2 separate regions of the Homo sapiens genome follow, and region 2 is linked to region 1. Evidence: chromatin loops called from intact Hi-C (ENCODE). Cell type or tissue: PC-3. All regions are shown on one strand. Each heading gives the region's core, and the rest is flanking DNA. Links, peaks and the distances in the headings are about the cores only.

What was found. Peaks named below come from ENCODE experiments on the same cell type or tissue, not always from the same donor. Only the 100,000 strongest peaks of a DNase experiment are listed, where the experiment ranks them.
Region 2: it touches region 1 in a loop (5-fold over the local background); 8 of 110 quality-filtered maps call a loop at or near these places.

Annotation. Positions count from the first base shown.
Region 1 is chr3:130,961,615-130,966,018 of GRCh38, forward strand. It overlaps ATP2C1 (ATPase secretory pathway Ca2+ transporting 1), which reads left to right. Exons shown (of 28, transcript NM_001378687.1): 13 at 2,357-2,481; 14 at 3,334-3,431. Among named protein-coding and RNA genes, the nearest start is that of ASTE1, 63 kb to the right of the region's middle. In PC-3, for the core only: no CTCF peak of the experiment used is centred there; a DNase peak (open chromatin) is centred at 2,447; H3K4me3 peaks cover 459 bases; H3K27ac peaks cover 2,978 bases.
Region 2 is chr3:130,903,161-130,907,564 of GRCh38, forward strand. The region is part of intron 2 of ATP2C1 (ATPase secretory pathway Ca2+ transporting 1); the gene reads left to right. Among named protein-coding and RNA genes, the nearest start is that of ATP2C1, 11 kb to the left of the region's middle. In PC-3, for the core only: no CTCF peak of the experiment used is centred there; no DNase peak of the experiment used is centred there; H3K27ac peaks cover 2,779 bases.

The DNA.
Region 1 (4,404 bases), core at 265-4,264:
TTATTCTTTAGTTTTCTTATTGTGTTGCCTAAAGTATTGCATCATTTAAGAAGGTGTAAAAGAAGTCTAAAGGCACAATCTTTAGGTTTGTTTGTTACAGCTTTCATTGAACAAAAATGAGAATTCAGAATTTTTCACTTTCTACTATAATGGCAAAGAGAATAATTGACAGAGAAGACTTTTCACAATTATTAGACAAATCAGAAGATCAGTGCAAAGAGCCAAATAGAAGCACTGTAGGCCGTAATGATGTGGGTGAAATTAATAATATAAGTGAAATCTCAAGACTGAGTCTTTGGATGATGATACTCTAGATCTTCTCAAACACCTTAATTTTGATGAGTGAGCAATCTGTTTTTAAGGACAAAAAAGAAACAGGTATTCTCTTCCAGTTAATCATTCTGCAGCAAGGACTCTATCATGTAGTAGTTTTCAGCAAGAATCTGGACCATCTCTTTTAGCTAAACGAATGCATGACCCTATTTCATTCATCTTTTATGATGCTTGTTTATCAGCATTGACTTCATACTGCTTTTAAGTGGAGAAATGCTGAAGGCTGGTATGAATATAAAAGTGATTAAAAGGAAATAGATTATGCAGAAGTAGAAAAATTCATTGGATTCATCATTGTAATTGGTGTTTATAAATCTAAAATTGAAAATGTTTTGCAGTCATGGACCAAAGAAGATAACTGTTCTCTTTTCAACACAATTGGGAGCCATCAGTGGTTTTAGAAGTGTTGCAATTTGACAGAACAAATGCAAGAAAGAAGAACTAGATTAATAAGCTAGCGCCTGTTAGAAATATTTTTTGAAATCTGAAATCAATATTTATAAGATAAATATGTTCCAAGTTCACCAAAAGCAGTAGATGAGCAGTTAGTTGCATCCAAAAGATGTTACCCATTTCAGGTATAGATGCCTTCAAGTCCAGGAATAGTTTTGGGTTATCATTAAAATGAAAATTTAGAGTGAAGTTTTTTTACAATTTAATTATTCCTCTGCAAAGTTTTGCTAAGATGACTTAAATATAAAAGATTGAAAAGATTCGTTGTATCTAGATTGTAAGTGATAATGCCTGTTTTTCCTTAATGGAAGCATTAAAAAAAAAAAAAAAAAGAAAAGAAAAAAGAAAAAAAAGGATTCCATTTGAACTAGGAACATTCTCTTTGAGTAGCCCAAAGGAGAAAAGGAAGTATTAATGATAATACATATTTCTTGACTCTTCAGTGTGTATTGTTTAGCCAATAATGTTGTTGCTTATGTGCTTTCAACTTTAAAATCAACCAGTAAATAAAGCATGAAAAAGTCAATTACGGTTATAGAAAAGGATGCTAATGTACTAGATTATGCAAAGAAAAAGTTGGTAATGGAAATTAGGAAGTAGAAGCAGCAGAGGGAACAGTGGTAGAATGAAGGGTTAAATTGCTTATGTCCTTATTTCTAGCAGATCAAGAAATAGTATTTGGAATGGCACAAAGAAAGACTTGTTATTTTTTAATTATAAAAGGCGAGTGAAATAATTCTTTAAACTGTGATAAAATACGCATATTATAAAATTTACAGTTTTAAAGAGTTAATTTGGTGGAGTTAAGTATGGTCGCAATGTTTTACAACTGTTAACCGCTATCTAGATTCAGAACCTTTTCATCATGCCAGAAGAAAACCCTGTACACATTAAGCAGTCACTCCCCAGTTTTCCTCTTCCCCTAGTCCCTGGCAACCACTCACTAATCTGCTATCTCTATGGATTTGCCTATTCTAGATATTTCATATAAATGAAATGATATAATATGGGACCTTTTGTATCTGTCTTTTTTCACTTAGCATAATGTTTTCAAGGTTTATTCATGTTGTAGCATGTGTTAGTACTTCATTCCTTTTTGTGGCTAAAGTAATACTCCATTGCATGGATGTCACAATTTTACATTTATCAGTTGATGAATATTTGGCCTGTTTCCATCTTTTGGCTATCGTGAATAGTGTTGCCGTGAACATTCATGTATGAGTTTTTGTTTGAACATTTGTAGTTATCTGTATTTTATAGATGAGGACAGTAAACTACAGAGCTAGATTAGTAAGTAGCCCAGGATCACACAAGTAAGAGATGGTGAAGCCAGGGATACAAATCCAGGCAATTTGATGTCAGAACCTACATTTTTTAACCACTGTGCTTAACCTGGCAGCTACTAGGTATCCAGTAAATGTTAACTTTCTCTTCCTTTTGAGAAGTTTATTTTTTAGGTATTGACTATATTAATTTTGCGTTTTATTAAGCTTTAAGTAACATCCAATTTAAATTTTGCTGTGAGTGCTGTTTAACCTACATTTTAATACTTTGTATATGTTGGTTATAGTTTGGCTGTAGCAGCAATTCCTGAAGGTCTCCCCATTGTGGTCACAGTGACGCTAGCTCTTGGTGTTATGAGAATGGTGAAGAAAAGGGCCATTGTGAAAAAGCTGCCTATTGTTGAAACTCTGGGTAAGTCTGTGTTAAGAGCATTCTTATGCAATGATGCGTAAGTTTATGTCAATAGTGAATCATCTCAGAGTTTTACAGTTTTTATCTTAGAGATTTGCATAATGATGTTTGGCTTATGGCAAAATTGGATATGGTTTTAACAACCAAAAAAGGCAATTAAAAATTCCTATCCCTTAGGTGAGGGGACTTGAAGAGAAATCTTTCTACATCATGTTCTAATGCACAAATCATGTTAAGAAAATCCATACAACAACTGAAATCTTGGAGTAAAATTAATAGAATTTTTTTCTTGTGACATGTCAAAGAAGATAATGTATTATTACAGATCCCAAATGTCATACTTGAGTTGAATTTGCCTGTAAGAACAGTAAATTTACAGTAGTTATATTGCTGTAACAAAACTTTATGTGCAATATGCTTTGAAACTCCAAAAATGTACTGAATTTAATTTCTAGTTTGTATTTTAATATCTTCTCCATATATGAGAAGCTGAAATACCTTGAAAAATCCTGATTGAAGAAATTATACGGGTTTATATTTAGAAACTCTCCAAACTTTCTAGAAAAGATGTTATATAAGATCATTACATAAAGCTAATGTGAAGTAGCTTTGTAGAAACTAACTGTATATAAATAAGAACATGTCATCATCTAATTTTTATTTTTAATTTCAGAAACTGTACCTTATGCTGAAACAAGCATAATGAGAGAAGTTAATCTAAAATTAACAATGAGTTTGATTTCTATAAAATTCAGAGAAGTAGGACAGGATTCTAGTCTTTGATTTGTTTTTTAAGTGAACCTATATTTCTCCTTGATTCTTTTGGTGACTTGTAATGATTTAATTCTTTAGGCTGCTGTAATGTGATTTGTTCAGATAAAACTGGAACACTGACGAAGAATGAAATGACTGTTACTCACATATTTACTTCAGATGGTCTGCATGCTGAGGTACTCTATAGGTTTTTAAAAACAAACAAAAACAGTATCCCTTTAAGAAACTTGGTGTTTAACATTCCTAACAGTTCCAGTGTCTTACCTTCAAAAGGGCTGTAAATTAGTAGTGGAGTTATTTTCTCTCTCTGTGATTTTACCAAGTCTTTGTCTCATTCCACTTGTACACTTGTTCAATCCAAAAACTTTGATTCCTCCTTGACATCTCTCTTTCAGTCACCCCTTCATCTATCCATAATCAAATCCTACCAATTTTGACTTCCTAAAGAATTTTCCCAGCCATCTACTTTATAGCCAGCTTCTTTAAGTTACCGCCATTTCTCACCTGCCATTCTGATAAAGCTTTTTGACTGGTCTTTTTCCATTCTTGATGCCCTCACTCCATAAGCAGTTTGAGGGATCTTTTTAGAACCAAATTTTAAGCATGTCACTCCATAAATTAAGGTACTCCAATGGTTTTCCATTGTGATCAGGATCCTGAACTGTGGCGTCTCAAAGCCGTACATGTTCTGTCCCTTATTTTCTCCTCTACCCTTATATGCTACCCTTTGCTTTCTGTGCACCAAGTATACTGGCTTTATAGTTCTTTCGATGTGACACAATTATTCCTACTTTAAGAACTTTGCTGCCTTTGTCACTGTTTAGGATAGTCTAATGCCTCTTCATCCTTTGCACCTTAATTCCAACCCACTTCTTCAGAACACCCAGAAGTGGCCCTATGTTATATGTTGTCTTAGCATTTCATACCTCTTAGTCCTTATCTTAGGTAAAATTTTCTGTCCCTTTTCCCCATTATAAGAGAGCAGGAGCTATATTGCCTAGCACACAGCCTGCTTCATAGTAATAAATACTCGATAAATGAATGAATGAATGAATCACTTTATTTTAACAATTATATATTGATACATTGTCTCTTAAGTGCACATCACTGTGCAGTAGTTCTTCCTGAAGGTGCTTATGGACAGGTCTA
Region 2 (4,404 bases), core at 332-4,331, 58 kb before region 1:
ATTTAGAAATAACCTGCCTGTTTTTCATCTTAAACTAAGATTATTTAAATATTCCATTCATTAATTAGTTGGTTAGAAAAATTAGCTTTTGAGGAACACCACTTAAACATGGAAAATAATAACAGAGTACATTTTGTGACAGCAAATAAATTATCGGTTAACTTAACCCTATAGGATTCAAAGTTGGTAGCTTTAAATGATATTAAATTGTATTTGACTGTCAACTGCTTTTAAAGGCTTACGTGGCTCCCCATTGTACCTGTAGTTATTTAGGTCTGGAAGCACAGGGTGTTAAGAATGCCACCATAATGTCTTTTCATAAGGGTTTGGTTTGTCATAGCCTGTAAAATTAGGTTCACCAGTTAGCTGCTTTATGAAATGAATGTCATTGGTCATGGTGGGGGAGGTATTAGGAGAAGGTATAAAGGAATCTAAAAAAACTTTCTTTCTTTCTCTCCCTCCCTCCCTTCTTTCCTTCTGCCCCTTCCTCCCCCCTTTCCTTTCCTTTTTCCTCTTTCCCCTTTCCCATTTCCCCTTTCCCCTTTCCTTTCCTTTCCTTTCCTTTCCTTTCCTTTCCATCTTCTGTATTGCTAGTAAAATAATTGTTGCTCACTGAAGGCTTTAAAAAACACTGGTTGCATGCTTAATATAGGATGGCAACAAAATGGACGGGTTTAAAAAATATGTAGATGGTATGATACCCCTTTCCTCCATCCTTGTACCAAATTTCTTTCAAACCTAGAATAATTTATACAAACAGATGTATCAGTAGATGGAGTATTATGCCCACTTTTTAATTTAATGATCAAAAAATGCCAAATTCTTCCCAGAGTGGCAGTATAATTCAGATGTAGTTAACTGTTGGATGCAAATTCAATTATGGTAGAAAGATTTACTTTACTTTGAGAGGTTTTTCTAAAATCTTCTAAAATTATGTTGATTTTTAAAATTTGAAATAACTTTAGACTTACATAAAAGGTATAAAAATAGTACAAAGAGGTCCTGGATATCTTTTGCCCAGTTACTCCTAATGTTAACATCTTATATAACCATAGTATAATTATTAAAACCAGGACATTCACATTTATAAACTATCCTTTTTCTAGTTCAGGATCCAATTTGGGATCCTACCTTGCATTTAGTTATCATCATGTTAGTCTCCTCCCATCTGTTAAGCTTTTCAGTCTTTTTTTTCTCTCATCTTTTATAAATGTTACTGACACTTTTGAAGAGTACTGTTAGTTATTTTTTAGAATGTTTCTCAATATGGGGTTGTCAGATCTTCACCCGTGATTAGCATGTCTTATGATGGGTGAAGTTAATGTGATCACTTGGTTAAGGCTGTGTCTGCCAGATTTCTTCATTGTAAAGTTACTGCTTTTTCCTTTGTAATAATAAATGTTCATTTTAACCTTGTAGTTGTATAATAATTAGTAATTCCTTTGTAATTAATACCTTCCTCTAGTGGGGAGGTACTGCAAATATACTGTGTCCCATCATACTTATCATGGGCCAGTTTTGCAATATCCTGTGTTCCATCATACTTTACATGGGCAAGTTTTGCTATCTATCAATGGTTCTTAACTGGCAGCAGTTATTACTGCTTTGGTCTTTGCTTAATGGCGAGTTTTCTATTTCACTCATTCTTACTATATTTGGAATTCTACAATTAAGGAAGTACTGTCCTCTTTACTTATTAATTATCCAATTAATTTATTTACATGGCTTTGTGGATATTTTGCCTTATGGGTTAAAATCCAGTAATTGTTGCTCAAGTCATTCTCGCTTTGGTTATTGAGGGCACTTGAAAATTTGTTCCTGTGTCTTTTCTACAATACCCTCTCTCATTTTGTGAGCACTAATTTACTTTCTGGTATCACATGATGTTCTGGGTGTATCTTGTATTTTTCCTGCTTGCACCAGCCATGGAATCAACCATTTTTCCAGGGAGCTGAGTTCATTTTACTAGAGAATGATATCTAGAAACCAAGATCTGGGTGCCAGGTGTGCTCCATGCTACTGGGTGTCATTGCTTCTAGGCTCTCTTAGTAGATAGAGCTAGCAGTGTATATGTTTGGTAACATGTATGAACACATATGTTTTTATTTTCTTATCTATCCATCTATGTATATAAATAAAAAACTGCCAGTGATGCTGCCAGTTCTGTTCTTCCACCATAGGGTCCATTTTGGTCTTTTTTCCTGTTCAGCCCTTTTCTCTTTCTTTGTTACTTCCTTCTCCAAAGGTGAGAAACTGTTCTCAACCACAGTATATTGACTTACTTGTTTCATCCGAGTACACACAAACAAAAGTAGTTTTAGAATTAGTGACCTATTCATTCCCTGGTGAGAAACACAGTTTTAAACTAGAGTACAATATTTGTCTTTAACTTTATGGTATACAGGCAAATTCTGTTTTCAGAAGTTACTTGGGTTCTTTTCATCCCTGCCTAAGGGTTATGTTAGTCACTTGTAATAAAATTAGGTTCACTTGTTATTGTTTGTATGCTGTTTTAAGTTCCTCCTACATCCTGTTTCATCATAGCACAGTATCCCTCTCCCATTTATTTATGATAAAGATGTGTTCTTAAAAGGACTGGATTTGCTTAAGGTTGGGTACAGCTGTAATTGCTTTGCCAGACAGCAGTTAAAGGACATGTGCTTTGGCAATCATTCTCTTGGGCTTGCTTGCCTGGTTCCTTAGTTTCAGCTCTCATTTCTACATCGTTTACACTTGGGAATTGATATCAGCTGTGGCCCCATAACTGTCAGTGCTTGAAATCATGCCCATCGACTAAATCTTATTTGTTCTGTATGCACAGTTTTAGACCCGGAGCCACCTACAGTATGAATACTAATTCTCTCATAGCTGTGGTAAATCATGAAGTATTTTGTAGACCCTGTCCTTTACTGGGTTTTTCTTTTTCAAGATAGAATCACTTACCACAAAATTTGTCATTTTAAAGTGTATAATTCAGTGGTTTTTAGTATAGTCACAAAATTGTATATTGATATAATTCTAGAACATTTTTATCACCCCAGAAAGAAACCCCTTACCCATTAGCAGTCACTTCCCATTCTCCCCTTTCGCTAGCCCCTGGTAACCACTAATCTACTTTGTCTTTATGGATTTGCCTGTTCTGGGTATTTCATATAAATTGAATCATACAATATGTGACCTTTTATGTCTGGCTTCTAGCACGTGTTAGTACTTCATTTCTTTTTGCGATGAAATAATATTCCATTGTATGGATATACACATTTTGTTTATTCATCAGTTTCTACTTTTTGTCAAAAAATAACACTATTGTGAGCATTCATGTATGGGTTTTTGTGTAAACATGTTTTCAGTTTTTTCAGGTGTATACTTAGGAGTAGAAGTGCTGGGTCATGGTAATTCTATCTTTAATTTATTGAGTAACTGCCATAGTGGTTGAACCATTTTTTCATTCCCACTAGCAGTGTATGAGGCTTTCTTTTAATTAATTTCTCCACATCCTCTCCAACATTTTGCTGTTTTTTTTTTTTTTTTCCATTGCATCCTAGGGGGTATGAAGTGGTTTCACATTGTAGTTTTGATTTGCGTTTCCCAAATGACTAATGATGTGTCAAGGATCTTTTGCATGGATTCTTCATGCAAAAGAATGAAGGTGGACTCTTATCTCACAGCATATGCAAAAATCATTTCTGCACTCTGACTTCTAATCTGTTGGTTTATAAGTCTTTGCAGATCCAAGTACCACAATGTTTTGGTTACTGTAGATTTTGCGATAAGTTAGTTTTGCAACTAGGAAGTGTGATGTGCTTATTGGTTATTTGTATATCTTTGGAGAAATGTCTATTCAAATCTTTTGACCATTTTGTAATTTGGTTATTTACTTTTTTGTTGAGTTGTAAGAGTTCTTTATATATATGTGTGTACACACACACACACACACACACATACGTTTATTCTGGATACTGGATAGGAATATATTCTATACTTGTACCAGTATACAAAGATGTTTACCTAAGAGTGTTCACTGCAGCAATGTTTATAAGATAATTATCAGAGATATGGTTTGTAAATATTTCTCCCATTCTGTGGATTACCTGTTCACTTTCTGAATGGTATCCTCTACATCAGAAACTTTTAAAATTGTGATGAAGTCCAATTTATATATGTGTTTCTTTTATTGTTTGTGCTTTATATATCTAGGAAACCATTGCCTGATTCAATGTGATGAAGATTATAAGAATTTTATAGTTTAACTCTCACGCTTGATCCATTTTGAGTTCATTTTTGCATATGATGTGACATAAGGGCCCACCTTCATTCTTTTGCATAGAATATCCAGTTATCCCAATACTGTTTGTTAAAAAGACTATTCTTTTTCCATTGAATGTCTTGGCACCCTTGTCAAAA